Linked DNA regions of Homo sapiens: all the other regions are linked to region 3. Evidence: chromatin loops called from intact Hi-C (ENCODE). Cell type or tissue: gastrocnemius medialis. All regions are shown on one strand. Links, peaks and the distances in the headings refer to the core of each region. The heading gives the core; the rest is flanking DNA. Region 1 overlaps CCDC141 (coiled-coil domain containing 141). Region 2 overlaps CCDC141 (coiled-coil domain containing 141). Region 3 holds the start of TTN (titin).

Region 1 (10,830 bases), core at 1,850-9,849, 55 kb after region 3:
ATGCTAGTGATTAAATACTGAGAGAAAAACTGGTAAAAATTTTGCAGCTTCCTCCAATCTATTAAAATAATAATTATTACAAATATATTATGGTAAGAATGGGTTTCCCCCCAAATTCTATTGATTTAGCATTCAGCAAATAAATAGAAAATGTACACAGGTGTATTCCAGATTTTGAGACTAGTAATATGATCTTTTTTAAAGACATTGATGATTAAATCAAATACTTGTCCTCAATAAGCTCACTGTCTCCTGGAAAAGGCATTCAAATAATCCAGCCAGTACATGTAATAATCAAGGTAAGAATAAGAGGCTATAGGAGCAGCAAAACTGATGACATAGATGGATGCAAGAAAAGGAGGAGGAGTGTAGAAGGCACGTGCATGCATCCATGTGTGTGTGTATGTGTTGGGGAGAAGAATGGAAGTAGACAGGTTGGGTTTGGCAGAAACCATTCTGGATCTGCCTCAAGAGGTAAATCAATTTATTATGTATTTTTACATGAAGGATAAAATTGTTATAAAAATAGAAAAATACCCTTTGAGTCCCAATGCTACAAAAAGCCAGAGTTAGGTATCTAGATTTGAAATTCAAAACAATTTTGCAATAATTGTGTAGTACATGCATACACATGCGCACATATACAAACCATACTTTCTTGTTACCTGCATTTTTTCAGCATACATATCAACTTGCTGAATTTGATATTTAAGCGCCTTCAGATTCCGAGATTTTTCATTTTTCTTAGTGTAATTAAACTTCAAATTATTGAATTTCTTTTTGATATCTTTGAATGAGTCTTTGAGCTGTAGTTCAATAAAAAGAAATAGGTGGTTTCCTTAAAATGAGAAAACAAAGTCACTTGCAATAAATCAAAGCATCTGAACACTTCAAAATACTCATAATCTTAAAAAGGTATTTAGGGTAATTTTCCCTCCCTCCCTCCCTCTCTCTTTCTTTCTTTCACTCTTTCTCTTTCTCTCTTTCTTTCTTCTCTCTCTCCCTTTCTTTTTTTGAGACAGGGTCTCACTTTGTCACTCAGGCTGGAGTGCATTGGCACGATCTTGACTCACTGCAACCTCTGCCTCCTGGGTTCAAGCAATTCTCATGTCTCTCCTAAGTAGCTAGGACTGCAGATGTGTGCCACCATGCCTGGCTAATTTTTGTATTTTTAGTGGAGACAGGTTTTCACCATGTTGGCCAGACTGGTCTCGAACTCCTGGCCTCAAGTGATCCACCTACCTTGGCCTCCCAAAGTGCTGGGATTACAGGCTTGAGCCACCGCGCCTGGCCTCAGAGTGATTTTCATTATAAAACAAATCTGCCAAGTGGACATACCAAGTGAATTTAAATATATCTTCCAAATATAAGTAATTATAAAATGTTAATACTTTTCGATTTGTAATTTTTAATTAGGATTATAGCTATAGAATATTCCTTTGTCCCTCAAGTAAGAAAATTTCTCACATATCATACATAAATTTTAACAACTCTAGTTTTCTTATTTGAATTTATTTGATATCTTTTTTCCCATTCATTCTGTTTTCGATACACTAATATTTGCCCCAGATCTCTCTATCTTTTAATACTCTCTCACAGCCATCATGTATACATTTATTAAGGCTCCAAAAAGCTATCCATGTTGAAGAGGTCAAAGAAGCGTTGACATTTAGACCAGCCAGGACATTGGTGGGGTGGAAGAGAAGACCCAATATGAGATTTAGTAGAAAAATAACTATATCTGCCCAGTTAAAAATTATTTTTCGTGAGCAGTTCTGAAAAGAGTTTTACCCCTTAGATATAGACCATTAACTTCAGAGATCCTTCAAAAACAATAAAAGTAAAGTGAGAGTTGTTGCTAATGACGGCTATGCTAACTTGTGTATAAATAAAGCATATAGCTATACATAGGGGATAGATTTTGACAGTCTTAACAACAGTTCAACTTTACCAGTGCACCAAATTTCTAAGCAGTGCAGTTCCATTAAATGCACCACTTTCTGTCCCTTCTCTATATTTAAGAAGGATAAGCATATCGACAGGCAACTCTCTCTTTGTATTATCACCAAAGAGAAGTACAGAGAAAAAAACACCTTCTCAGATTATATGGAGGCATTTAACAGCAAGAGTGAACAATGTCATGGTTGATAAATTTGAGCTAAGATAAGAGAAGTCAGAAAAGCATTAAAATTCTTTTCAATGATAGCAAACAAATTATTTGGGAGGGAATAAAGACTGTGCATGTGCTAGATTATAGAATTGTAATGCAGAAAAATATACTTGCCCTACAAAATGCATGCTTTCTCAAAATGCTTATTTCAAATTCTGCAGACTGTGAAAATAAAGCCTTTATCTTATCTGTAACACATCTTAGAGACATCAACTTTAAAGCCCTAGTGGAATTGCGAACGGAAATTATTATACTGATAGAATTTTTGCATCTGATACACATATACTTAATCAGTGTTGTTTAGTTTATATGGTAAATAAAGTTGTTGAACATTACTTTAAGTTACAAACTAAACCAAGCATAGAGACCGCATGAACCACTTTAACTGATAAATAAATCAGTAATGTTCAGAAAAAGTGAAAAGCTTCAGAATTTGAACATTATTTCTCTATTAGAAACTCAGGGGAATATTTAAAAGATCATATTCAGTTGATATATTTGTGAAATAACTAGTAAGTATTTACATTCTACGGCACTCAATGTTTTAATGTGCGTATGTTTGGTTTTAACAGGAAAGGATAAATAATGTCAATTTTATAAGATTGAGATATAAAGGCGTTATATCCTTAGTAATTTACATAAAATTTTGGCAGGAGTTTTTGCAACTACATATATAATAAGTACATCTGAGGAAACCAGACATTATTGTTTTAAAAAACATCTCAATAATGAGTTACTATTTAATGAGTGCAGAGTTTCTGTTTAGGTTGATAAAAAAGTTCTGCAGATGGATGGTAGTGATGGGTTCACAACAATGTGAATGTACTTAATACCACTAAACTATACACTTAAAACAGTTAAGCTGGTAAATTTCATGCTATGTGCATTTTACCACAATTAAAAATAAAGGGAAAAAATGCCCTGTCACTAACACTTATCCATTGGAAAATAAACTTATATATTCTTCTACTTATATATAAGAATATATAAAATATAGTCATATATTTTTCTCTACTGAAATGTGACATATATCAGAAAACCTTAGTCTAGAGAAAGGAAGAGGGGCTCTGTCATTAACCTGATAACCATTGGATTACATCTGCTTTAAATGGGAAAGTTCAATGTCTATTTGAAACCTATATGATAGAGAAAGGCTGAGATTTAATACTTTAATTCTCAACCATGAGATTTTAAATCTACTTTGGATTAAGAAATTTAAGACTGATAAATGATGAGTGTGATTTGATTTCTGTTTGCTTCAGAACGTGTGCACTTCCACTGAAGATGATTTATAAGGTCAAAGAATGTTCATGACACTATGAGTATGTGAAATGGGATCAAGTTCTTTCTGACACATGAGCTCCCTTGACAAAGTTGCTGGCACTTTTCTCTTTTGGTTTCACTGGAAATCCATTTTAAAACTAAATCTCTGTGCCTTTTTCAACTCAAATTCAGGACTACTGCAGATACAAGTGGAAGGCAGTATGCATGAAACTACCTTCAGCGATTGAAAAATCTTGCCATTCTTAATTTTCTTACCTGCACTTTCCAATATGAAAACTTAACTTCCCATCTAATCCCCACATAACTTGTGGTCATATTTTTAAAGGAACTGAGTGCCATAGTCGCTGGGCTGTGGTATCACTGTTCACACAGCTGTTTCTAACTTTAGTCAACTTGTCAACAATGGGGAATGGCGGGATGGGGCTGAGACAACTGCTCAAGTTGAGCACATAAGTGGAGAAAAACACCCCAAGCTTGGGGTGAGAAAAAGTTTACCCTGTTAGAAATCTTGAAATGGTGTTATAATTCATATTAAAGTTCCTCAAAGTCTTCAGAAAATTAGGGAAAATATATTTTTAATGAATAATTTTATTTTCCCATCTTTTCACATGTTCAGCTCTTCTATATTTACCATAGAATAAACAGACTGAGTTAACATAGCTATAATTAGAAATAAGTTATTAAGATTTAAAAACTATAGCTATTTTGAAATTAGCAGAATGAGCATCTTTGCCAAATTTTCCAGCATGCCGTAAGCCCCTTCTCAGGGTTAGGAATAAACAAAGCTTCTTTGGAAAGAAGCAGAAGGGAAAGAGGCTGATGCCAAGTGAGGCTGGCTTGCTATTGTTAGTCTTGACGAAGCTGGTTGAGCCAGCTTTGGCATAAGAATGTATTATTTATAAGTTTGCTGCTGTCAAGGCCAATTTGTGTGAGGGACATGGGATATTTAAAACAGAAATGCATTTAATGCATTTAAAAAGAAAGCCTTTCCTTAGAACTATGGCACATGTTTGGCCAGAAGCAAAAATATAAAATGACTGGTCAATCTCCACAATGTCCACTTCATGAATGTCATTTCTTGCCTGTCATTTTATTCACTCCAGAAAAAAAGCTTTTTGATGCTCATATTCAGTAACAGAAAGCTGTGATGTTATCACCTCCCAGGGATGCTTCATTCAAAATCAAGAGACCCAAAAGTTCAAAATTTAACCCAAATCATTTGCTACAATTATCAATTATCACTTAGGGAGGCTGAGGCGGGTGGATCACCAGAGGTCAGGAGTTCAAGACCAGCCTGGCCAACATGGTGAAACCCCACCTCTACTAAAAATACAAAAATCAGCTGGGCATGGTGGTGCATGCCTGTAATCACAGCTACTCAGGAGGCTGAGGCAGGAGAATTGCTTGAACCCGGGAGGCAGATGTTGCAGTGAGCCAAGATTGCACCATTGCACTCCAGCCAGGGCAACAGAGCGAGACTCAAAAAAAAAAACAACACTTTTTTTTTTTTTTTTTTTTTTTTTTTTTGGTAGAGGCAGGGTCTCACCATCTTGCCCAGGCTGGACTTGAACTCCTGGGCTCCAGCAATCCTCCTACCTTGGCATCCCAATTGTAGAATATTCAGACTTAGTACCAGAGAGATTTCAGGACAAGACTTTTTGGCCTCCTTCCATTTGGCAACCACTCCCTTGTCTTCTTGTGCTTGAGGCCAGCCGCTAGCGGCTGAAAGTGGGATAACTTGGGAAGACGTGACAATTGCTCTGTCTTAAATTGTAGGTAGCAACAGGCATCAGTAATACATATTTTATCCATTTTGCATGTTTTGTGTCTTCATAATATGTTAAGTTTTGTTTTCTGAACATGATAACCATAATTTTAAACTTCAGCTCTGTTTATTGTTCAGGAAGTTTCCACAGTCATTTTGCAGATGTTAAACACCAAAATGTTAACATTTTAACCTTATGGAATGGATGCTTTTAGAGCAAATTGTAATCTTTCTTATCCTCTTACACATACCATCCAGATGGACCCAGGATGGGGCCCACTAGAGGAATGGCTGTGACTGTGAAGTCCCATGGGTTTTAATGCTATCTAGACTCGAAGTTTCCTGAGGATGTTTGTGCTTTTTTTTTTTTCTTTTCAATAGAGTCTCACTCTCTTGTCCAGGCTAGAGTGCAGTGACGTGATCACAGCTCACTGTAGCCTCAAACTCATGGGCACATGGGATCCCCCTGCCTCAGCATCTCAAGTAATTGAGACTACAGGCACACATCACCATGCTCGGCTAATTTTTAAAAATTTTTTGTAGGGCCGGGCACAGTGGCTCACGCCTGTAATCCCAGCACTTAGGGAGGCTGAGGCAGGTGGGTCACCAGAGGTCAGGAGTTCAAGACCAGCCTGGCCAACATGGTGAAACCCCATCCCCACTAAAAATACGAAAATTAGCTGGGCATGGTGGTGCATGCCTGTAATCACAACTACTCGGGAGGCTGAGGCAGGAAAATTGCTTGAACCCAGGAGGCAGAGGTTGCAGTCAGCCAAGATCGTACCATTGCACTCCAGCCTGGGCGACAGAGTGAGACTCAGTCTCAAAAAAAAAAAAAAAAAAGTTTTTTTTGTAGAGGCAGGGTCTCACCATCTTGCCTAGGCTGGACTGGAACTCCTGGGCTCCAGCAATCCTCCTACCTTGGCATCCCAAAGTGCAGGAAACACAGGTGTGAGCCACTGCTATTTGTATTCTTATGGCTTGGTACACAGAAGCCACATTAACACATTCGTTGAGTGAATATAATGGAGTCCTTTTTAAAGAAAATAATGAATTCAGGTTATAAATCTTGAAAAATAATTATTGTCTGCACTATACCATTGTGCTGCCCTGTTGGGTGTTTTGCCGTCTGTGCAAACTCTTTCTCTGCTTCCTTTCCTGCCAGTGGGTAGCAGTCCATGGTCATTTTGTCAGTGGCAAAGCACTATACAATGTCAGACGGTTTTAATTTTATTGCGTATGTGTCTATAGCAACACTATTCCTCTATTCTAATTTACTGCTACTAATCGACTTGTATCCCTGTAACTCATTTGACTGATTTATTCGAATTGAAAAAAGAATTTGTGCCATTAGAACATGTGACCGATACATGGAACATATATACTAAGTCCTTTTCTGCATAATTCCTGATGGGTAAGATGTTGCTACAGTGGAAAATTTCAGGGTAAGGTAAATAATTATCTGGAAGTTCTATGTGGAAAACTTGAGAACACGGATACCAACCCGATTCTGTCATTACTATTCTTTTCAGCAAAGTAATTGTGATCTGTAATATGAGCCTCGAGTTACAAATTTCCATTAACATCATGTAAATGTAAAGGTACTGTTTTTGGTCAGGTTCAAAGAAGAAAGCATGCTTGATATTTACTTATTACATTTCTAAATGTGGATGTGTAAAGAATGATGTTTCTGTGTCATGTAATATGGCAGAGAATATGTCTACTGTGCTTTGTGTATGAACAACTTATTTATATAGTCAGGCAAGAAAAAATATGAATTATATTCAACATTCAAGCATACAAATGTATCTTTGTGTGAAATGGGTAGGAAAAAGCACAAAGTCTGGCAGTCTGAAGATTATTTTTCTAGTAGGTAGACATGAAGAAAATAAGGTTCTACAATTTCCTATGTCTTCATATGAAATTGGAAAAAAATGGTTTTTTCTCAAAGATAAAGCACAAACTATCATTCGTTGTCTCTAAGGCACATCACATTACATTTTTAAAAATTACATTTAGAACACTTTATTTTGCCTTGAGGTATTGAGTTCTTTTCTAAGGGCTTTCAGTGAAGTTAAGACCATGTAAGTTAGCTACAGCACAGTCAAGAAAGAAATTTTTTTGAAATAACCAAATGAACTGTACTATTATATCAGATCATACAAACATCTTAGATATACCAGAAAATAGGGATAGAAGAGGAAAGCATAAAAAAAAGAAGATATTTAACATCAGACCATGCAGTGGTTGAATGGCACTGAAATATTATGTAAATGGTGAATTCTGAGTTTAACAAATCATAAGCATGTTGGTGCCCAACAAATGAGTCTGTGGCCTGAAGTTGATCCCCTGGAACACCCTGAGCTGAAACTCTGTTGTCCTGTAGCATATTCATAACATGAAAGTCATATGCTCCTCAGTTTTCCCATCTGAAAAATGAACATACTGAACTGGACATTCTCAAAAATCCATTGCAAGTCAGAGTCTGTGAACTTTCTAACAGTACTTTAAGCACATTGAAAGTGAAACTGTGTTTAAAAATCAACTTTAAACATAAATGCTATACTTGGTTTAGTCCTCTGGCATGTTATCTAATTTTAATTGTTTATGCAGAAAAAAATCAGTATAACGTATCATATTTAATTTTACGTAAGTTTTAAGCAGCTATACCCAAAGACTAATAATGATAACAACGATAATAATGTCTAGATAGCAAATATTATTACCACTGTGGAAACTGCCATCTGTTTGGGCTCTGCTGTTCACAATATAAACTGGAACACACATATTTTTATTTTCCTAAGGGACACGGAAAATATTCCTTCTGATTATTTTCCCTTAGGCCTGTGGTGGGAAAGTCCAGGGTGTGCACACGCACTACATGTCCACAAAAAAGGAGAAGTGACAAAGACTCAAAGTTCTCAGAGGTCATTTAAATGTGAAATTGTAAGTTACATGAAAGATTAACTGGATCAGTAGTGGAAGCAAATGGGAAGAATATCTCTCTTAAAATGTAAGAGCATGCTAAAGTGATACCTGATTCCTAAATCAAACCCGCATGTATCTGGCTGCTCATTCCTGACACGGTACAGACAATCCTGGGGCGTACCTACTATTGACAGGAAGGGAAATTTGTCATCCCGGCCGGCTGGCTCCAAACACAGTCTCATCATGAGGCAGTCCCTATAAATAGAATTCCTGCTGGAAGGGCCTGAACAGGGAGACCCAGCTTCATAAATGTCACAGCTCTACAGGGAGCTAGAAACGGAGCCAGAGGGGGCTGGGAAAACCCCTCAGCCTGCTCCACTTGCGCTTTAGCAAATGTAGAGCCCAACCATCACTGCAAAGAGGGAGGATTTTGGCAAGACAAAGGTTTACAAATAGAAGTAGAGGAGGAGGAAGAGAAGGAGGGAAAACGGGAAGAAAGGGGGAGGGGAGGAAAGAAGAGAGAAAGAGGAATAAAGAAGATCACTTTAAGGAAAGACTGTAAAGGAATAGCTTCCATAACCATGAATCCACATTTTGTAGCCTTGGGGAGACCAACGTGCTCTGACGGTTTTCCTTAACAAGATGTGATTGACGTGTAAGCAGCAGCATAGGAACCGGAAGTGGCCATTCTATCAAGTAGAGGGCAAATTACACTACCGGTTCAACCCCGAAGAGTCGACGCCTCTCTAGCCAAAAGTAACTCCCTGGAACACAAATTATGAGCTGAAACTCTACAGTCCTGTAGCACACCGCTGAAATGAACATCATTATCAGATGTCAGTTCCTGCTTCCCTCCTGTTTAACAGAATCCAAGTAGCCACTCTTGCTCTCTTCCCCTCTGGTTTTCCTTCCAGCCATGGTCCATCCTGCACCTGCCTGTGGTCTGTAAATGTGTGGCCTACAGGAACGGCCACTTCAGAGCCAGGCCACCATTAAAGTTGAGTTATTTATACTTATTTCTGTGCTTTAATGTTGTTGGATAATATTTGATACTTGCTGGGTCTAGTTGATGTAAACTGGGCATAAACAGAAAGTGAAGAAAGTTTACTGCCTCCTTTTCCACCACCTTCTTTCCCAATGGACTTATGGCTTAATGGGCTCAGAAACATTTTGCTCTAAATGGAGATAAATCTAGAATTATGTGTACCCTTGTGTTCTGCTATCACTTCCCAGTCAAGAATGAGAACCATTGCTATCCCAATCTGTGAGTTGTTTTCTCCCAGAACAAGTAAGCCTTTCAATGGAAAGCTTAGCTAGGAGCAGGTGGTGGTTGTGATTTAGTGAATATCTAGGTGTTGTGGATTTGTTACAGTTGAGGGGGAGGAGATAGAATTAAGCATGTGGAGGTGCATGGATGTAGAAGATCACTTTGATCTGTTATTTCTTTTTTCTTGAAGAGTTGTTTTGCCAGAAAAGCCAGTCAGTTTGAATAAATATGAAACCAGCCACTTGACCTCAGTGCTAATACTTCGTAGCCTCCAAAGCAAAGTGTCTGCTCCCTGGCCCCTGGCACCATTGATTCACCATGAGTCAATGACCCTTAAATAGAATTTCAGCAGGCTGGAGTTGGCTGCAACGAACTGGTCAATGTCACCCCTTCCTCTGGGTCCTGAAAAAGCTGTATCCACTGAAGCAAATGACTGCTATACAGGTTTGAGGGAGAAGGGGGAAGCAAAAAACAAATAAACAAAAGCAACCAAAAAAACTGTACTACTGAATTATAGGTTTTTCTATGCATTGACATCATACTGACTTCAACAAATTTGAGAGCTTGAAGTTTACTCAAACTTCCAGATCCCTGAGGTCACTGCTCAGTGGATTAAAAGAAATAAGTGAGAAGAAAGTCTCCTGATTCATTGTGTGTTTGCATGTGTGTGGGAGTGTGCACAAATGTGGACATTTAGACACATGCTTTAGGTTCAAACAGCTTTTTGGCAATGTGCCAGTTCTCACCCCTCCCACACCCACCTCATTTATCTCGTCTCTCATGGCGCAGTACTCCACACTACGGGACAGGGTCCGTCCATACTCCTCAGCTTTGGCACGCCACTTCATGCTGTCCTCCTCAAGGAGCTCCAGCTGCTGCTGTAGGTTCTTTGCAGAAACATTAGAGCAGTGCTAAAAGAGACAAATGGTGGTAACAGAGAGAAAGGACGAAACAGCAATAAGACGAGTAGGCTATTTACCTGAATTATGAAACTCATAAATGACACTTTTTAAAAAAAGAAATAGGTTCCTGATTTATTTTACCTTAAACATATTTGAACATAATTATTTCAGAAAGAAGCCAGTCACCCAACATTATGGAAAAGACATTTCCCAGCTCAAATCTCTAGTGTTGAAGATTCGCTCATCACACCCAACTCCTCAGAGACGCCATTCATTATAGGGTATAATTTTTACTTCAAAAGGCATAAAATATGCATTAGAAACATTTGATTTCTGCACTATAATTTTCCTGTCAACTTGAGCCTAACCTCAGGTTCATTATGCAAGTGCTCCAATCTCAGCTCAGCACAGTGGGGCTGCCAGGGCCAAGGCCAGAAGAGGATTGGAGAACAATTTACATTATTTGCACAAAGTGAGACTTCTTGCTTTCTTTTTCTTTTAAAAATAAATGTAC
Region 2 (10,830 bases), core at 843-8,842, 84 kb after region 3:
TAAATAATAAATAAAAAATACCCAATTTAACAAAAAAATGGGTGTGTTTGTGAGTTTCCGGTGGGGACATAGTCCATGAAGGAGGCTCTTCTGCTGAGAACTGGAGTCACAGGCCTCTTCCTGCTGACCTGGGAGAACCAGGGGAGGGCACTTGACTCATGTTCCTTAAACTTTGCTGGAGCAGACAGAAACTTCAGGGCAGGTTTGGAGCCAAGTGCCAAGTGAAAGGGGTAGGAGGGAGCTGGAGAAGGTGCTGTGGTGGGGGTGGGGCACTTTCTGTCTCTGAATGTTAGGTAAGCAAACAAGGTTGTTTTTATTTATATCCTTGGAATCTTGCAATAACGCACGTTGCTTCTGGTCATTTTTTGGTAACTTGCTCTTGCAAAAAAAATTGCCAATAGTCAGAGAAGCACTGTCCCTGCCTCCTCTGCCACCCCCAAAATGAGGCTTTTTTTGAGAAACTGCCCAGGCAAGAAAAGGGAACCAAATGAGTGTTTAATACCCAGCCGTAATGCTGACTTTCAGTGAACACAACTGCCCTAATAAATGCACATATAAATATAATTTAGACACATAAGAATATGAGTTTTTAAGTCATTATGTGCTACATATGAATTTAGAATTGTAAACCTCAAGTGAGCTAGGATTAAGTTTATAGCTATCAAATATTTTTAAAATTATCTTTACAAAATTATAGCCATAATAATCATTCTCATTTTATTTACCTTAGCTTGGATATCTAGTTCCAGATATTTATTCAAAATCTTCTCTGATTCAGAACGGGTAGAACCAACATCCATTGCATTAGAAAGTACTGGACTGATTTTCTGAATTGACATTTCCACCTTTAGGAGTGAATAATATATGGCAGTCTTAGTAATATATTTTTGCATATATGTACGCACATGTGTCAGGAAGATAAATATTATTTTATAGATTCTCATTATACTTGAAATGTATTTTATCAGTATTAATCTAATATAGTTTTAAATATTCAGAATTTCATGTTTTAATAACGCTGCTCTTCATAGGAGGTAATACTTGTGGTCTACCAACAAATGTTTTATGTTGAAAGATATTTCTTTTATTAACAGCTATTAGATATAAGCAATCATCCACATCCTCTAAGAACTTATCTATATTACCTATGAAGGATAATGCACTTGCTAACACATCAACAGAGATGAATTTATCTGTGAGTTGAATAGGACCCAATTTACAGGCACGTTTTAAAGGCAAGATCCAGAGCATGAGCATTGCAGTATTTTGGGAAGAGGGACTCTGGGGGAGCACCAAACCCTGGACGTGTTATAGTAAAACACAGGGACATACTTAGGACATTTAATTGATGAGCTTGGAGGACTATGATTTGATCCTCAGTGGACATGAGTCATTGACTAAAATGACCCTTGAAGGGTTCTGTTCCATTCAAGTTACATGCTTTGTCCCCTCGCTCTAACTCTAGTCCATACTCCCCAGACTCAAATTGGCTCCAAATTGGCAATAGGACAAGCAGCAACAGCTGAGGTCCTACTGTTCCACTGCCACCAAATTAGCTTGGGTCTCAAGCTCCAGGCAATGCAGCACCACAGCTGCCACCATATTTGGAAACTCCCTAAACCCAGGCACCAGAACAAGGATAAAATCCCCAAGTTTCTGGATTAATAACAGGTGAGGAAGCAATTTAAATACAGACATTGATATTTAATGCCTTCTCCAGTGAAGTCTACTAATTCTATTCATGTAAGTTCAGGCATATAAGTCCACCGTATCAAACGAAAACATCATTGAAAATTTGAGACCAAGCCTCTGCAGCAAGATTCATTAGCATCAATGCCACTGAGATATTACTAGTTTTTACTAAAGATAAATAATTTTTTTATTTAGTCAAATTGTAGCTCCTTAGTCTTATTCCCCTTTGGAAACAGGAAGTAAAATTCTTCCATACCAAGCCATCATGTTCACTCTGCAGAGAGGATTTTCACATGTATGTTTATATGCAGAATGACTGTGTTGCCTTGCACTGGTCTAGTTCAATAAAATATAATAATGGCAATTTATTCCTTGAAAAACCTAAAACTCATAATATTTGGGATCTGTCTATGTATCAATCTATCTACCTGTCTACAGTCCTGGTGTTGTATGGTACCATGGTAACAGAAACTTGTGCATATTTGAACCATGCTCAGAACCATGCAAATGAAAGATCCACTCTATTCCCATCTGTACTTGGTTCAGTTAACACAGTACTGTGCAAAGCGGGAACTGCCTTTGTGTGTATACCTTCAGGCCAGAGGCGCAGACAGGCCACCTGGGTCAGGGATGGTTGATGAACAACAGTGAATTACAACTCTGTTTAGTTCAATTAAAGGACCCAATGTGGTACATAAGGGCAGCCTAAGGAGACATGCCCCTGTCCTCCCGCCATGCCCACATACTGCCCTACCATATCATCTATTATCACCAACTTAGATATTTAAGTTTTAGTTTACGAAACTACCTTCCGTAGGTAACCCTCCACTGAGGCTGTTAGTTGTTGTTTCTTAAGAGCATATTCCTTGTGCGCTGAACACTGTTCGGTCAGATGATCCACTCGTCTCTTAATGCACCCCATCATCTCATGGATGCCGGACACCTGAGAGCTGAACAGAGCAAGCCAGCTGTTAATTCACTCCACCCCAATATAGAACACAGAATATTTGAAAACAGATCTGCTCTCATGTTAGGTAGGCGTTGGTAAAAGGCATCAGCTTTAGGATAACAGAAGTTAAGTAGCTATCATCTCGGCATAGCAGGAAGCAAAAATTATATTCTTTTGTTTTGTCTGTCAGTCCTGAGGGAAAAGATGAGTTATGGGTTTTTGCAACAAGGTCTAATCTTCTTTTCTAAAGGCTTACTTTTTAATATTTCTGTAGGATATTTTGAAAACCTTATGGCAAAGCCACAGTATGTTTACCACGACTTTTCCTTAGGATGTTATTTAAAAACTTCATTTATCTAAAGATGCTCTTTGAATAGAAATGTGGATCAGCCAATTAACAAAGCATTTACTAATCTAATAGGGTAAAATATTTACATAACACTAAGGTCCTTGTTCTCAATGATTATGAATGCTCAAGGCTGTATTCATTACATGAAAACCAAGTTATCACCAACAATTAGAAATCAAATATACTTGTTGATAAAAAAAAAAAGAAGCCATGCCTCACATTATCATTTTTTCGCCTGTGTTGGCCTCATGAGACAAAGAAAAGTGACGTGAGAGCTCCTACAATGAAAATGCCTCTAAAACAATGCATGAACTTTGAGATGGACCCTAGCTCTAGTCCAAAGATATCTTAACAAGTTTCCTCATATTGTTGATGGAATGAACACTTAAATTTTCCAACCTATCCTTAAGACTATTTAAGAAGTTGATGTCTTTCATTTCCCCTCAGTCATTTCCTTCACATACTGTATTAATAAAGATGAACATGATAACCCTTAAATTTAATTACCCAGAGTTTAAAAAGAGCTCAGAACAAGGTACAGGTTTCAGTCATTTTACCTCAAAATAATTAATTTATGACTCTGTAAAAATGAATTTAATTAGTAATGAAATGAGGGCAAGATCCTAAATGACCGAGAGGTAAAGTAACCTCACTGGAGTGATGACGATGCCACTATAGAGCTGGAAAACACTGAGGTGTGTCCTGTGGACCACAGAAGTCCCAGGTAAGTTTAATTGGAGGAAAATATGAAACCACTATGAGTAATCTTATTCCTGGCACATAATGTTTCACAGATGTTACATTTTAAACATTTAATTTTGCATTTTAATACGTAGAGACAGTGAAGAATATAATCAAGACATCAGGAGATTCTTCACATTTATCATTAAGAAATAGTTCTTAACAACACTAAATTCCATAATTCTACAAAAGCAGTGTATTGGTAATATGAATTGTATTTTGACTAGGCTTTAGACTTTGAAATATTATATGCTCAAAAGGCATTTAAAAGCCCAGCTTTCCTATATACTGTAGGCTCCAAGTTTTCTGCAGAATATGGAAACCTGGAATGAGAAAAATAAATTGAATAAAGGGCATTGTGGAAAGAAGGTACAGAGAACAAAGGTTGTGAAAGGAAATGGGCAAACACGTAGAGAAGAAACATAGCTGAAAATGGCAGAAAATGCCATTATTGAATAAAAGGAATTTGGAAATGATTAATACAATTCAGAAAGAAAAGCCAAGATAAAAGGTGCCCACTCCCACCTCTGAGTTGCCCTGTGTGGTCTCACCCCAAATGCCCTCAGTGTCTATTCCAGTTAGGGGCTATTTTACCAACTAAACTTAGAATACAGGCCTCCCTGACCCCAAGAAGCTGTAGCTTGGAGGGGAGTCCAAATTTTGAAAGTTTCCCTAGGGGAAACTAGATCTCAGTAACCAGCTCCAGCCAAGCCTCTTGATTCCTGTTCACATTACTCTTTTTTATTCCCTGGCCTTCTCCAAAGAATAAGACTGTTAGCCAGCTTCTTGCAGTTATCTATAAGTCCTAGCCATGATGTCTCAGGTACCAGAAGTACCAGAACTCAGACCCACTCTCTGACTCTGACCTGAACTTGCTCTAGCATCCCCTCCTGCTCCCAAATTTCCCACTTGAATCCCTACTTTGTCTTAATTATGTTGCTCTAATTCAACACTGACACTGAGCCCAGCCTCCTCTTTGGCCATTTGAATACAAAATGAACTCTCTTTCTAAAATGGCATCACTCAATTGTACAGTGTCATGGGAAATATAGATTATAGATGCACACTTCTTATAAATTTGCATATAGTCATAATAGCTACTATTTAATACATTCTCGCAACAGACATGCCACTTTGTTAAGTGCATTAGATGCATTATTTGATAGAATCCTTAAAATAACTTTGTGAAGTGTCAGAAAAGTAGCAATAACTTCAATTTTTAGCCAATGAAACTGAGCCTTCACAGGTGACATAACTTGCCCTAGAGACACACAGCTAATATAAGCAGCAAAGACTTGATTTAATTTCAAGTCTCTTTGCTACCTGAATAGACTTATATACTTAATAATTTTATTAAATTCATGATTAGTTATACATGTTACCTTCAGGAAATTTAAGGAAAAACAGATTACATTGGTTTAGTTTGTACCATAAAATTCCATAACGACAACTAATAAAAACAGTTATTGAGCTCTTACTGTGATAAGGCACCATTCTTAAAAAGTAGTCTGTTTTCTAATCTTCATAACAACCCTGTGAGCTGAGTAGGATTGTTATCCCCATTTCGCAGATAAGTAGACTGAGGAACAGAGACAGTCTCAGTAACTGGCCCAGTTCTGAAATGGCTGACATCTGATCTCAGAGGTCACACTCTGCCACCTCATAGTGCTTTTTCTGGGTCTATGACACATGATGTGGGGTAGGGAGTATTTTCTCCTCTAAAATTTCACTTTGCCTTGAGTTGAGTGTTCTCGGCTGTCATAGAAACAGGGATGGCCTGGCTGACAGGCTCCTTTGAAACTGGCTGGCTTTTCTAAGTAATGCAATGCCTGCTGTAGTTTTCAAAGTGGCCACTAGAGGGTCATGGTAGCTTGCTCAAATTACTACGTTTCTTGAAGGTCCCTCCAGCACAAAAAATAGGTAAACAAAACCAAACCAAGCATTCCTTCCATAAAACTGTTGCTTTTTAGCAACCTGCAATTTTAATTTAGGTGAATTACAACCAATCATATAGGATCTCTCTCTCTCTCTCTCTCTCTCTGTTTTTCAGTAACCTTGGAGATTCTGTCTCATTTTGTGGTGATTTATGCCTTATTATGTGTATCTATTGTGTTGTAAATTCTTTGAGGGAAATAAATGGTGTCCTATTTATTCTTATATCCCTTGTAGCCCTGAACACATAGCCTTATAAGTAGTAGAATATCAATGCCCATTTTCAAATCAAATAAAATAGTCTCTGGTCATTATTTAAGGGAAGAAAACACAAAAAGATTGAGAAGAACATATGCGCAGTTACCATATTTGAAATGTCGTAGTAACAGTGTCCAGTAGTTTTAAACAATGATGACTTGCACTTTTGGCCACTTGTAGAAGTTTTAGGCTATCCAAAGACTGCCCAATTTCTTCTTTGGTATGCTTTAGCATTTATAGTTACGTTAAACCAAATTTATCATGTGTAGTTTGGCTCAATACTTCCTTCTATTTAAAGCCTTAGAGGGACAGACTGAACTGCCTTGTCATTCTGTGCACCATTGCCCGTCCTGTGTGTACTCCACTCTCACATGTGGCTTAGATCCTTTTCTCGGGAAGAGAAGTTTTCATTCATCTTGGTTACTCTAGCCAGTTCCCATTTCCCTCTCTCTATGCCCTTATAACTAGGTCATCTCTGTCTGATTGGGCAGTAACCAGTTCCTTTTCTCTCATTCCCAATTAGAATATATCCATCACATTCCCAGTCCTAGGGCTTTTTCTATTCCTTCTTAGTGACACCCTAATCTGCGGGTTACATTCAGCCCTGATTCCATCCTTTTCCATTAGAAACTTTATACGATGATACCGGACTTTCCTTTTGAAAGTTCTGAAACATTTTAAAACCTGCATAGCATGCATATTAACAATTTCCTCAGCACCTGAACGGCAGGTGGTCTGATCAAAAGAAAGGTATGACCCCACTCTTTGCCAGCAATTCTTACATGAACTGAAAATAAATTGATAGAATCTCATCAGTCTCCCAGAAATGAGTCCTATTACTTTACAGTCCTATTAAATTAATGATGAGACAAGAACTGACGGTGGGTAACAGACACTTGGTTGAACCAAAAACGTGGTGGCCTGTCATTTTGTTCTGATTTGGAAGTAACACTGCTCATGTGCAGCCTGATTGGGTGGGAGAGGGGCTAACAATGGGCTTAGACTTCTAGCTCTAACAGTCTGTGGCTTTGTGATTTGCACTGGAAATATTGATTGACCTTTGGGCTGTCTCTGTAAGAATGGATTAGAGGATGCCTGTCTGTAGTGTGAACATGCGGTAGATCAGATTATTCCTGAGGTTGACTTTGACTTTTCCAAGCATCACAGACTGTGAAAGCTTCTTCAGGCATTTGTTAGAAACTCCAAATGAGAACATTCTCTCCCTTATTCATTGAGCCAATAGAGGGAAGTGGAGGGGGAAGAAAAATAATTGCTTTTTTTTTTTTTCTCAAAGAGCACAGACGTATTGACTTCTGGTTCAAGAATAGACTGCTCTATTTACTGTATGGAAGCAGTTGCCCTATCTTTGCATTTGTTGTAAATTGGGGCTGGAGGAGGGAAGCAAATTCCAATGTTAATGTGTTCTAATGATTATTTCTGAAGAATGGCAAGTTGCTTTCAAACCTTTCATAAATTACTATTGTCAGCCCATCTGGATTAGGAGCTGAACCAGATGGTAAGCACTTGACAGCTTACTCTGTCTCATTGGGAGGGATCAGCTGACCATATTTTTCTTTTTGTCTATGGACAAATTATACTTTAAAGATGGAAAAAAATCTTCCTTATCTTTAGCTTGCTGCTTCTTTTAATGGGAACCCGAAGAGTGTCTTTTTATGTTTATGGTTGTCTTTATTTTTGAGGAAACAACTGCTGCTCTCTAGTTTTCATCCCTACTTTGAAAAAGTGCCATTTATACTGTAGAAGTGAAATGCATATGTTTCTACAATAAATTTGATTCTTATTTAAGCTATATACTTTGAAAATTTCTCCCACCAAACATTTCTCTCTCTCTCACACACACACACACACACACACGCACACACACACACACACACACACACAATGTTTTATGTATAGATAACAAAGTAGAAACAGAAAGCAGTAAGTGTGGCTGAAGCTACAGGGCACCTGGGTTCTTGTTCAGATGCATGTAGAGATGGCTAGAAGTTCCATTTCTATGAGGCCATAGAGACCAACATATATGTCCTATGTGAAGGGTACCATTGCTAGGATTCTTCCTGAAATCAGTAGCAGAGCTGAAATTCTCTGCCCTCATTAGGGGAGGCTGAAAATGCTGCAGCCAACAGCTATGAGGGCCATGGAATTAAACATGGCAGAGCCATCAGGAACCACCTCAAGCCCTCTTCTGGTTTCCTGACTGCATCTTCAAGAGCCACAATATCTCCACAGACGCTTGTGTGACCCTGATCAAATAACAGAAGTACATTTTGATGCTGGACTGAAGGTCCTATGAGTCCAGGTGGTCACTGCAAAGCTGCTAAGGAGGAAAGAGCAAAGAGAGAAGCAAGCAAGCAAAAGAAAGTCAAAGAAAAAAACCCTCCCACTCCAAATGAGAGTGCAATCCAAAATCTCAAAACACATGAAGAAAAGCAAATCCAAGATATGTTCAACAACCAAGAGATAAATGTACTCTAGCTGTAAAGAAAATAAGTACAGCAATCTGACAATGACTTTAAAGTAAATGCCTGAGATCATCAGAGAGATTAAAAAAACCCAACACCCACAATAAAAGACCAAGAAACTTTGAAACAAAAAGTCAGAAATAAAACAAAATTAGACACACAAAAAAATTAGAAATCACAGAAATGAAAACAATATATTTTCTAAAATAAGAAATCAATGAATGAAAACAAAGGGAAAAAGGAAAAAAGAGAAAATACCCTGAGGACCCATGGAGAGTGCAACACAGAGAGTTAAAATAGTGAAAAAATACCAAAGACAGGTAAGAGACTGCAAAGAGACCAAGAGGCTCCAACATTCTTCTAATAGAAGGTATAGAAGAGAAAAAAAAGGTAATAGCAGAAAAGTAATATTTAAAAAGATACTTGCTGAAATTTTCTCATAATTTGCGACATAATACTGAGATTAAAAGGGCACAGCAAGAGCTAAACAGATAAATGCACACATTTGAGATTATTTGGAAAACATAAAAATATCTTTTAATGTATTTCCTTCCAAAAAGACTTTCTTTTTGGTAGTCCCCTGGCCCTCCTCACCTACTCTACCCCACATTAGTATTATGCCTTATAGAGAAATTGGGTCCCACTTGTACCTGCTTACCGTTATATTGTGAGGATACTCTGTCTTAAAATATTCTTCAAAAAACTATTTGATATGGACTTAGAATATTCCATTATGTGCTTTCCCTTAAACTATTCAAACATTTCCCTAGTTTCTGGAAATATTTAGCTGGTTTTCGGGTTTGCACTATTATAAATAGCACTGTGATGAGCATCTTATTCATAAATATGTCCCCTCACATCTCTTCCTGTCTCTTTTCTTTGTCCTCTTCTCCCTAAACCCTGTAATATGAGAGGAGTCCTCAATCACCCAGGGCAGGGATTTCTGCCTCTTTAGTCAGCCTTCCTCTGGAGGTTCTGTAGGTCCAGATCTTTTTACTCTGGGATCTTTGCTACTTCACATCATCAGCATTATAAATGAATACATTCATATTGCCGTGATAAAGATACTTTATGAGAACCTAGTGTAGTTAATCCTGGATTTAATGGGAAGTGTGAGCTTTTGGTACTTTCCACACTAAGAGTTTTAGAATGATAAAATCCTTAACGGTGTTAACAAGCCAGGATTGCAGTTATGACATTTACCCAGCCTCTAAAAAGAACAGCTTAATATAGACATGAAAATATTTGGAAAGTGGCTGGGTTGACTGTCATAAGAACTCAACTTTGTAATTTCCTAAATTTCACTATCTGACATTTACCATCTAAATGCATCATCAAAGTCTTTTAAAAGCAGTTATTTTTAAGTTCTTAAATGCTTAGTACAGTTCATATAAAATGCAGGCATAGACAAATCTACTAGGCAAAGGAAATGTGTTTGTCTTGTTGGAGAATGGAGATTGTTTTTGTTTGTTAAGATCTTTGTAAATATTTTCACTGTGTTAAGGGCTTTCCTTCAATGTCATGCCAGCCCCTTAACATAAGGTAAAAAAGAGGTTTCTTGGGTGGTTTCAGCCCTGAGTTGATATCATGGTCTGAATGAGGACATGATACTGTCACAAATGAAATAACTAAAGAATGATTCAGCCCAGCCCAGAATGAAAAGTGGAGCCATGAGATAGACGTGACAAACAAAAAGGAATTCAAGAAACTATTATGTGGCAGGTATTGATTCAGTTCATCTTGGCTCGAAGATGTAGACCCTTCACCCATCTCAGCCTACCAAATACAGCAACTGTTCATAGCCCTCTCAGATTTCACCCTTTCATTTGGCCTGTCTTGATCTCAGACTTTCGGATTGTGTCTCCCTTCTCTGAAGAAGTGACCGCAACATCCACTGTACTCATGGGCCCCTCGTGCCTGGAGCACACTTCCTTGATGTGCAGCTCCCTGACTGGACGCGGGACAGGTTCTGGGGATTTGGGGTCAGTTTTATATGGCTTTGATTGTCCCTGAGGCCTGGTGCTGGTATGCCATATAAGATGCTCATATGTACATTTGATAACTTCCTAAATGAACTGAAAGAAAGAAAAACTTTGCAGAGAAGTTGGGACTTGAGCTGAAGCTAGAAGCTAGAGTAAATTTTAAGTGCACTAAAATATATATTTTTAAAAAAGGATCTATGTTCATTTAGCCAACAGGCTTCTTGTTATTGATTAAAGCTGAATGAAAGGAGTAGAAAGACAAAAACTGGCAACCTAACAGAGTAGTTCAGATCAGCTTTCAAGTACTCACACCAACCCTTACTGCAGTGTGACAGGCAATAGGGCAAGTTATTAAACTTCTTTGTGCCCTAGTTTCCTCATCTGCAAAACAGGGACAATGATAATAGTAGTACCCATTTCACAGGGTGGTTTTGAGGATTAAAT
Region 3 (10,830 bases), core at 1,575-9,574:
AGATTTTGTTATAACATTTCTTGAGAATCTTTCTGGTACTTCCCCCTCTACCTCACATCTAGCGCTCTATTAATATGTGAAAGCCATGTTGCATATTCCAGTAAGTTGCATTAAAATGAATTCCAGTGGTTGCTACGATGGGTGTACCTGTTACTTAAAGAATCATTACATTTTTAATTTAATTTTTAAAATTCTAAACCTTCTCCAACTTGATAGGTATTCAAATAACCCAAATATTTACTTGCATTTAAAACGTTAATCCCAATAATAACATTACTTCATTTTAATTGTGTTACAGAAAGGGGATTTTTTTGGTTATGTTGAAGGAAATTTTTTATAAGTGTGAGGAGTGAGTGGAATTAACTTTGACATGATTTTGAGTAATAAACAACAGCAGGTGCTGCCAACCCTGTGCATTTTCCATTTGTGAATTTTCTGGGTGCATGCTAAAGTTCTACCTGATGTTACTTGATGTGGTTTCTGCTTAGGTCAATTATAGCCCTATAATTGAACATCATTGAAGGTAAAGTTTATTGGATAAGCATATGTAACTTTACGTAGCTCATGTAAGATATTGTTATAAAACATGTAAAGGCATGCAATATTCTGTATACTAATGTCTCACTAGGTAGTAAAGGATAGAGAAAAACAACAGAGGCCACTAAGATTGGTGATAAGTTTTCTGGGGAAACAGTGTCATGCATTTGAATAATAAACAAGCATTTATTTTCTTCTGGGTATGTTTACATGCCTCTTAAATGGGTGGTCTGTAGACTACCGGCATCAGAATTATCTGGATGCTTGTTAAAGTGTGAATTCCTGGAGATTCACACTTCCCTGGAGAATATGTCTTATTCCTTAAAGGACTTATAAACAAGGCTCCAAGCTTTTCTACTTGCTGAGAAACATGATTTTTAATATTTCCTTAACATACTTTTGAGTGTTTAATATGTGTATTGAGAAACTGATTCTCAGTCACTTTTACGATGTACTCTAGAGGAAAATTAAATTCCAAAAGGCAAACAACTTGGTTATAAATAATTCAGCCTCCAGTAGACCCTTCTGTAGTTTAAGAGCTGCATCTACCTCTGCCCATAGCTTTTTCTGGACTCCTTTCCCAATTTGCTGGAGATGTCCTCTGGGGGAGCAGAGGATTGGCAGGTCCCCAGCAGCCTACCTTTCACGAGAAGCTCAGCAGTACTAGTCGCTTGTCCAGATCCATTGGTGGCTTTCAGGGAATATCGTCCACTGTTGGCTTTAGTCACGGCGGGGATCGTCAGTTTAGCGCGGCCATCGCTAAAGGAGATCTGCACGCCGGGCAGAGTGGAAGTGGAAATCACCTGGCCATCCCTAAACCAGCTCACCTCAGGAACTGGAAAACCTGAAGAGCAAGAACAATTCACCTTTATGTTTGAATGGGCACCACAAAGTCCTCTGCTCTGTCCCATCATGTTCACTGCCTTGTCCGAATCTGTAAAAGCTTTCCAGCATGGAATGCCACTTAATGATAGGGAAAACCCTACAGTTGCATGATCAGTGTGTAAACCTGCAGACCATTAGGAAGGCAGGAAGGGAGGAAACTGAGACCAAAAGAGGCCTAATGATTTTTCCAAGGTCCTTCAGCTAGCAGTGACACAGAGGGGACTAGAATTTCCATCTCCTGCCTGCCTGCCTAGGGCTCTATCTGATGCAATTTAATAGACAACATTAAAATCATGAAAGGGACTTATAAAAATGAAGAACCAAGGAAAATTTGAAATAAAGAGTGATTGTTGTCCTCTTTGAGAGCAAGTGAAGAACAAAAGCAGCAAACTGATCTCCAGTTTCTGCCTGACAAGCCCAGGAGGCATGCCCTCCTCCCTCCTCTGTGGTTACAGGGACACTGTCTTCTTGGACTCTTCTGCTTTCACAAGTGCAATCAGTAAAAACATTGTAACATGGACAAGCAATTTCTCATAAGAGACTAATCCAAACCTAGTCTTCCAGAACAACATGGATCATTGGAATTGCAGGTAGAAAGCCAAATTCTCTTTATCTGCCATAAATTGTAGAGCCAAGAACTACATGTCCATGGTTTGATGTTTTAAATATATTAAAACTCTGTACATTGAGAATGTACGAGGCACATTCAGGGCATGATTTATTTCACACTTGGCATAAAGGTTGATGCTCTATCTACTTACGCTGGTAGGTAAAGATAATCTAGAGAAAGTCTATTTTGTTGTTTATACATTAGCCCATCTCCCACTATGGCCAATTAAATAGTTTATTGGACTGATTTATGGGTATTGGATATTTTCAGTAGTGTCTTTGTAATAATTTATTTGCATATAGTTTGAAGGAACAAGAAGATATGAAGTAGCCAGATTCCACTACTTCTCAAGGAGGCAAATTCCCACTGAAGTCATATGTGTTCTGCTCAGTTCAGAAGTTACTGAGTGTTACCAGATAAATAGGTAAATTATTTGGAAGTCGGTAAGACTTATTTTCTATTGTACATATATAGACCAATGAAAAGGGAATTTCATTGGTCTATATATGTACAATAGAAAATAAGCAATGATTATATGATATTTGTACAATGTAAAAGAAAGTATTATCCAGTTATGAATAAGATTGGTGCATATAATAGAAAAAAAGAGAAAAAAAGAAATTTTATTTTATATCTTTATTATAAGCCATAAAATTTTAAAAAAGAAGTGGGCAATGAACCATGGAAGTGCACTAAATTAAGAATTAAGCATGATTTTTTTTAATCCGTATCCATCTTACATGGCTCGTTACAATACTACAGAAAGAGAAAATATTGATTAATTTTAAAATTATTTACAATATAGTTCATACACTACTCTCCATTTTTTCATAAGATGATACCATGCATTTTTTTGAACCATCCATAAACTGAGTTATGAGGAAGAAAAAGAAGGCAAAAAAGAGATGAACTTCCTTTCAGATAAAATTCTAGGGTTAGTGTTTGCTTCCTTTTAAATAGAGACACCCGAGAAGCATATTATTTTCTGTCATTTCAAAACGATTGGAAAGTCTTTTAATTCATTAGAATCACTCAATAAAGATTGAAAATAAAATAATAAAATAATGAGGAGTTGGTTAATTACTGAACAGCTCTGCCTCTGAGGAAAATTAGATGCACTGTTATTTTGCGTGTGAACCAACTGAAGTTCAGGTGTCCAGAGCAGGCAGCCCAGACTGCCTACCCCATGGCTCTGTGGCTGGCTTCTATTGGGCTTGAGTTCTTGGCTTCCAGTCTGGCTCTGCAGCTGAGCCCAAATATAGAATGACTAAATTTGGTCCTATTTAGTTGCTGGATTCTAACGGCAATTTTAATCCAACACTAATTATTTTTGCTTTGTGGAATAATAAATATGAATAAAACATTTCAAGCCATTATATTGTCAGATTTTGTCAGTACTCTGTGAATGGTATACCCTTAAAATGACCTTTCCATAGTGTTGGACTAATTTTCCGAAGTGAAAGCAGGGCTTAAACTTGGCGTCAAGTCCTGCAGCAACGTTAACTTACTGGAGAGGAGGCAAAGGAAAAAAAAACAAAAGTGTGAATGTGTGAGCTTACCACTAATGTGAGCCTCAAAGGTTGCGGTACTACCCTCCAGTACCACAACGCTTTGTAACGGCTGCGTAAACGTCGGTGCTTGAGTTGTCATCTTTCTAGGCACTCTGAAAAAGAAGAGAAAATAAATTAGGGTGTCCCAGCTAAGGGTCACTCTGGAGCTGCTTTGCAGATAGCAGAGACACACGTTTCTCCAAATGGATTGCTCCATAGGTCATCTGTGGGCCTAGAGTGATGGGCAGGTCTTCTCTTTTGTGGCTTGAACAGTTTTGCATAGTTCATCATTGAGTTGACTTAAAGCCTAACCCAAAGTAGCAAGTGTAAGGGGAAATGGAAAAAAGTATTAGCCAAACAGAACAAGGAATGAACCCTAGTGGTCAAAGAGGGAATATACAGTCTTACCAATGGTGGAAAACCAGGTTCAGAGTTGAAGAAGAAAACCACAGCAATGCAGGGTTAGTGAAGTGTAATTAGAGAGACAAGACATGTGATAAATGTAAAATAAACCTCTGGGCCTGGCGTGGTGGCTCATGCTGGTAATCCCAGCACTTTAGGAGGCCGAGGCGGGAGGATTACTTGAGGTCAGGAGTTTGAGACCAGTTTGGCTAACATGGTGAAACCCCTGTCTCTACTACAAATACAAAAATTAGCCAGGCGTGGTGGCCCATGTCTGTAGTCCCAGCTACTTGGGAGGCTGAGGCATGAGAATTGCTTAAACCCAGGAGGTGGAGGTTGCAGTGAGCAAAGATGGTGCCACCACACTCCAGCCTGGGTGACAGAATGAGACTCTGTCTCAAAAAAAAAAAAAAAAAAAAATTAAAATAAATAAACCTCTGCATCAGCTTAGTAAGTGAAAATTATTTTAAAAATTTTCCTTCTCCCCAATATTTTTCGTTCACTCTATATTTATAAAGTTGACATTGATTCAGACATTATCTGATTACTTAAAATAGTTGCCAGAAGTAAAAATCTGAACTTTGTAATCTCTTTCCTGACTGGAGAAGCTTTGGCAAGCCTTATCAAATATGCAAGCTTTTTGTAGACGGCATACGGTGCTTTCTATTTCTTAACATTTCTTCATACTGTAACTGTGCAGTAAATGTTGTTACTGCTGAAGTAAATATTCAGAAAAATTTAAATTTTAGTGAACAGGCCAAAGTTTATTATAGTTCTGAAAGAAAAATGCTGGCTTGAGTTCTTAATATGGAACAATTTGCAAACTTTGAATAATGGAAGGCTGGTGTAAAATGTAGATGAAGTGAAAAGGCCTATGCTTTCATAAAGTAAAATATTCAACATCAAAGAAACGAATATAAAATTTGCAGTTAAGTCATTTTGTTAAGTGCAAGAAAGTACTTTGCCTATCAGTTTCAGAGACATTATGTGAAGAATTTTCTGATGCATAAATACCTAATTATTCAACATGACTATTCTGTTCTGAAATAGAACATTTCTGAATTGTCAATCACTTCATTACTATTTTTCATTAAATTCTTTGTTTACTAAAACTTCATGGAGCAATAATCTTCTTAGTGATAATTCTGTTCCTTACTGTAACCTTCTACTTAGTTAAAAAAATGAAACCAGCATTCTCTGAGACAATAAAATTTATATTTGGAAAAATCAGATAATATCCAAAAGCTTTCATAAATTTTTTTTGTCAGAAACTCCTTTTTGTAGCATATTATCTTTGGGATGAACAACTTTCTGTGTCTAACTTTGTCTGTTTATAAGTTAGTATATCTAAAAATAGCTGTCCTCTTAGACATAGAATACCTAATTATATATCTATGTATTTACAGGCATTGACAATTAGTAATCAAATTCTAGGAAGATGAGAAATCAAAGTGTATTTAGAAGTAAGAAACCTTTCCTTTAAACATTATTTCTTACCCTTCTTAGTGTCAACATTTATCTCAAAATATATAATTGGACTGTGTGCTGAGTTAAAATGCATGAAGAGATTCTGAATATTTTAGAAAACAATTATATCATTTTATTCCAAATCTCCAACTATGTTGCAATTAACCAGCTTAAATTGATCTTACATTCCTATTGTCTAGGTAAATTTTATTGCCTTAGCACTTGCTCTTCACAGGCCTTTGTCTAACTGGGGCTGAAGGTATGCGTCTAAAATGTCATGCTCTTAAAATAAACTCTCCTAAACTCTCCAAGGTTGACTGACAGCAGGCAAGTGTTCTGTCACTGTCCTGCAACTGATACCTCAGCAGTTGATTCCCTTAAAAAGTCATCAGGGTGTAGCTGATACCACATGCATTTTATCAGAGCTATTCTTGGTGTGCTTAACTTTATCATTGAGTAATATAACCTTGAACATTCTCAACAGGCAAAGAGAGTCTAGAAAAGAAGTAAACATTTCTCTCAACATTTCAGACCTCAACTTTTAGAATATTAAGTGAACTTAAACAATTTGAATCATGGAATCATTTAGCTGATATAATAAAGCTTTCAACTTTTTAAGGAAAAATGTTCAGACATTTTAAAATAGAATTTAACAAGCAGATTTAAATAATGGGTCAGCACTGGCAAGAAATAGTCATACAAACACTTGTACATAGGCATTTAGCACACACAAATAATCCAGAGCCAGAGATCAATAAGAAAGTGACTCTACTATTAAAATAAGAAAAGTTGCTGCTCACCTGATTTCTCAAGAGTGCCTAAAAAGGGTGGGACTAAGCCCAAGGTTGCTTCTGAAACGACGTCCTATGGAGAGTTGGTTTTTCTGACCATCTCCGACATGAATCGGTGAGCCTCTAATCCTAAAAACAAAACTACACAGTCAAGACTGTGTAGTTTTGCTTTTCTATGCAATCCCTACACCCGAGGCGAGGCTGGGAATGCACGACTGCTCAAGAGCCAGGGTCTGGCCTGCCCTTATATTCACCAGATCTGCTGACAGCCCCACATCCTTAGGCAGGGCCCTGGGTGATTGGCTGTCTTAGGAAAGCATGATGGGAGAGGACCTATTTGGTAGTGTCACATACCACCTGTTCTTCTGATTGACAGTGCTAAATTTAGTACCTCAAAGGAGACTTCACCAAGGAAATAGAACTGTATTTAAAGAATAACTGTGTTGAGGCTCAGAGAAGAGCATTGGTTGCTGATGTTAAAATCCGAAAATGCAGGTTTAAAGAGGTGTGACAGTAGATAGCACTTGTGGGCAGTCATACAAAAGAGCCCCAAACCTGAGGACTGTGCCCTGAGTCAGGCCCCAGTCCTGTTCCCTTCCCCCATAAAACAAACCAAATGGACCTGTCAATCATGACAGCAGATGAGGAAATTTATCTCAAGCATAAGGCTTCATGTTCTCTGAAGAATCAGTTGCTATAAACCTTAACGTTGAAGAGAGCTCATTTGTACTACCTACATTCTCCAGAATCCACTTGTATTTCGGGGACAGTTACACTGATGTTAATGAGCTTATTGCTTATACAACCCTGCAAGATATAATGTTGAAAGGCAAAATTGGAACTCTGCTTAGGTTAGTCTGTACAGTACAATGATTTCACCTTTGTCAGATTTCATTTTTGTCTGGCATTAATATTTACAAATATGTGTGTACTGCTCCTTAGTAAGTAGCCAGGTCTTATGCTTAAATCATCCATAAGGTTCCTTTTCCAGACACATGAATGCTGTTCTGCTAATCTCTGGAGTTTGCTGTTACTAATGGGAAGTGGATAGGAGGTGATATAGTTGCTATTTTAGGACTGAATTTAATTTCAAGCAAGAGATATTTCAAATAAAAAAGAGCACACCAAAAGATCTTTATAATGACTCAGCTGAGAGATTTGTGAAACTCTACTTAGAGGGAGGAAAATTGTCTTGTTGATAATGGAAAGAGACTTTTATCAATAAAAGAGACTAAAATTTTTAATTTAAGTTAAATTTCTTTATGTCTGTAATAAAAATATTCCCTGTTATGGAAGAATTTGGCCATGCATTAAACTTTTCAATTTCTTGAGTATTTCATATCTTGTATTTATTTATATAGTGATTAATATGTTAATGTTTAACAGTTTAAATTTACTGACAACTAATGTAGTATAGTTATGTTAACAAGATGACGCCATGTACTTATTTAAACATTTTTCTCCTTTACTTAAGTGGTGGTATCTGTATTGGTGGCACCATTTCCACCCCCATAGATGGCATCTGCTATAATTCTATTTGATTGCTTTATTCAGAAACAACTGGTTTCATATTATATACTTTGAAAATTATTCCCACTGAGAGATTTGTGTTACAAAGAATCTGCCAGTCATAAGGCAAAGAAACACTAGAAATGTATGATCTTTCTGTTTTGGAGTGTTCACCAATTGGCTATCTATTTAAGATACGTTTGTGCATATTTGTGTGTGGGTATGTAGTGTGCGTGTGTGTATTTTTAGACTCATTTGACCTAATGTGAAGCACATTAATGTTACGTTATGTTTGTTGGAACTAAAGTCAAATCATTTTAATTCTTACGGGAACTAGAGGGAAGAAGTGACTATAATCTGGAAGCCTGCGTCATCTTGACATGATGCAATTCAGGTAACTCAAGAGCCAAGAAGATGGACCATATGTTATAAACATAAAGTCAAGTGTCTGTCCTCTTAAGCTGATTGTCTAGTCACTGTTCTTAGACTTTTCTAGACCCTGCCTGCCAGCCTACATCTTTCTCCCGAGCTGGATGCTTCCTGCCCTCGAACATCGGACTCCAAGTTCTTCAGTTTTGGGGCTTGGACTGTCTCTCCTTGCTCCTCAGCTTGCAGACAGCATATTGTGGGACCTTGTGATTGTGTGAATTAATACTTAACAAACTTCCCTTTATATAAATATATATATGTATGTATATATTCTTCCCTATATACATATTAGTTCTGTCCCTCTAGAGAACCCTAATACACCTTGCAATATTGTCAAGATCCTTGCCTTTAGGCCTTTATATGTTTATGTGACATTCAGAATTAAGAAAAGAAAAAAATGAATGAACAAAAGAAAAAAGAAGAAAGAAAAGGAAAGAAGGGACCAGTTAGTAAATAACTAATATGCTGCTCTGAAAAAGAGTTCTTATTATTGGAATAGTAATGGACAGTATATGATATCATGGTATGCATTAGTTTTAAAATTAAATATGCCATCGTTAGAATTAGTAAACTAGTCTTGTGGAAACCAAATACTAGGCAGATTTGGGGAGTTTGCTGATGGAGTAAGATCTCAATTTACCACCCTAACAGTGGGGAGGAGCCACACAGATAATCCCAAACAGCTGATAATTCAAATGTAATGCCTACTTAATTTGGAATGCATGGCATGATTCTCTCTTTAAGCACAATATTCAATGAAATTCAATAAATATTTATTAAACATATAGTCAGTGCTGAGCACTGGGATAAATTATTACGATTTTGGATTCTGTCATTATTTATTGATTTGACAAATATCTACTGAGTGGTGACTTTGTGCTGGGCATTGTGCTAGTGATGGCTAGGCAGAGCTGACCAAGAAAAGACAGTTAGAATTATTGTGCTCTTAGAGATCATGGTCTACATCAACTCTTAGTGAATGCTCATTAATCTGTGACTGAGACCAAGTCTAGGATATATGTAAAACTCAGGCAGTAACTCCAACTACATAGTCAGACTTTGTTTACCTTATATAGGACCATTTACAAAGGAAGGACTTACTGGGAGTTATTCGAGAAATGGGTACAGTTTTGAAGGCCAATGCAAGGATACTAGAAGAGAGTAAAACTAATGTATCTTATGACTGATTAAATTTTTTTGTGTGTTCTTTTATTGTATTAAACACAGTTTAGGCACAGAGATCATAGCAATGCACACAACACACAAAAATACCTGCCCTCTAAGAGTTTACATTTTTGTTAACACAGTAATATTAAGTGATATAATATCTGTAATTTCCTTTCCACTCATAAAATATATCAAAGCTGAAATATAGGCTCATCATGGAGCTATTTTTAAACAAGGAAATAGAAAAGCAAATTCAAGAAGTGCACAGGGAAAAGCGTGCTGACAAAAACAATTTATTCTAATGGAAGACAGTCGTGTTCTTTGAGTTATAGAGGCGGAAAAAGCTACACTGGGAATGTGGGAGGCAAGAAATTGTTGCTTACAATTTAAAAGACTTATTGTCCCATTTTTTTCTACATCCAGTTATAATTTCTTTAGAAGCAAGATCAAATTAGGTTTCCACAACTATTTACAAGTGTACGAATAGTCACAGATGCATTTAACACCACATCGAATACAAAAAGATTATTTCAGACACGTAAGATATTTTTACCAAAGTAAGAAAGATAAAAAAATTAAAGTCTTGAATGTCTCAGTAGCACTGCTGTTAGGGGCACTTGGAATTTCTCTCCTATTCTACCTGGGTTTAGGCAACTCACTTGAATCTCTGTCTCAGATTTGTCAGTTGCAAATTGGAGATTATTATCTCGACTTCAAAGAGTTATTAGGAATATTAAATGACAGAATGAACGTGACAGTGTCCAGGACCATGAGAATCTGACACATGGTAGGCATTTTGTTTGTTTGCTGCTGCCAGGCATGACACTAAGAAAATAATTTCTGTGCTTGGTAGTATTGATTTGCTCAATTATCTCTGACTACCTGATAAAATATACAAGATAGTATTTTCTAAGAAATCTTTGAGAAGTCCAAAAGTGAGCTCATGGAATAAAGCACATGTCACGTCCTTCCCTGAAGGCCCTCAGAAGGTGACATGACACTTATATGTGGATTAAAGCAAAGCCCAAGAAATACTGGAATCTTAAAAAAGAAATAAGTTGGACTTCTGAAGGCCTGTGGCAGGAATCTATAAACCTGATTAGATCTAACCACCAGCAAATGCTCATTGGAGGTGATACTGCTGTCAAATATCAAGCTTTACACATGCTGAAGGGAGGCAACCAGGCTCATTTTTTCCAGTAACCACTGCAGACACGGCACCTGGGGACAGGGATTAAGGGCTCTTTCAGGGCCAAAAACATGTTTGGGAGCTGAAAAATAAGTTTTGCTTTGAAATACAAAAAGAAATCTGCAACAATGAAAATAATGGATATTTATCAAATACCTACAAAAGAAGATATGTCAACTAGTCAACTGCACTTGAGATTGGTATATTTCAATGCGTCTGACAAGCTCAGGGATGGATTTTCCAAAACTGAAACAGTCTCTGTGGGACAAAAATCTAAAAATGGCCCTCAAAGCT

The links. A loop is a pair of places that touch in the nucleus more often than their neighbours do. Peaks named below come from ENCODE experiments on the same cell type or tissue, not always from the same donor. Only the 100,000 strongest peaks of a DNase experiment are listed, where the experiment ranks them.
Region 1: a loop joins it to region 3, with 8 times the contacts of the local background. A loop is called at or near these places in 20 of 110 quality-filtered maps.
Region 2: it touches region 3 in a loop (4-fold over the local background); 11 of 110 quality-filtered maps call a loop at or near these places.

The regions. Positions count from the first base shown.
Region 1 is chr2:178,855,592-178,866,421 of GRCh38, forward strand. It overlaps CCDC141 (coiled-coil domain containing 141), which reads right to left. Exons shown (of 24, transcript NM_173648.4): 17 at 10,176-10,325; 18 at 666-806. Among named protein-coding and RNA genes, the nearest start is that of TTN, 54 kb to the left of the region's middle. In gastrocnemius medialis, for the core only: a CTCF peak has its summit at 5,212; DNase peaks (open chromatin) are centred at 3,850, 5,150, 8,360, 9,750 and 1 weaker place; H3K4me3 peaks cover 3,297 bases; H3K27ac peaks cover 8,000 bases.
Region 2 is chr2:178,886,027-178,896,856 of GRCh38, forward strand. It overlaps CCDC141 (coiled-coil domain containing 141), which reads right to left. Exons shown (of 24, transcript NM_173648.4): 9 at 2,501-2,642; 10 at 726-845. All of the region lies in intron 1 of LOC105373766 (a long non-coding RNA gene), which reads left to right. Among named protein-coding and RNA genes, the nearest start is that of TTN, 84 kb to the left of the region's middle. In gastrocnemius medialis, for the core only: a CTCF peak has its summit at 5,582 (motif pointing right); a DNase peak (open chromatin) is centred at 5,495; H3K4me3 peaks cover 677 bases; H3K27ac peaks cover 6,924 bases.
Region 3 is chr2:178,800,961-178,811,790 of GRCh38, forward strand. It overlaps TTN (titin), which reads right to left and starts at 6,463. Exons shown (of 363, transcript NM_001267550.2): 1 at 6,252-6,463; 2 at 3,592-3,695; 3 at 1,178-1,381. The coding sequence starts at 3,682. In gastrocnemius medialis, for the core only: a CTCF peak has its summit at 3,965; DNase peaks (open chromatin) are centred at 4,171, 5,771, 6,501, 6,821 and 2 weaker places; H3K4me3 peaks cover 6,664 bases; H3K27ac peaks cover 8,000 bases.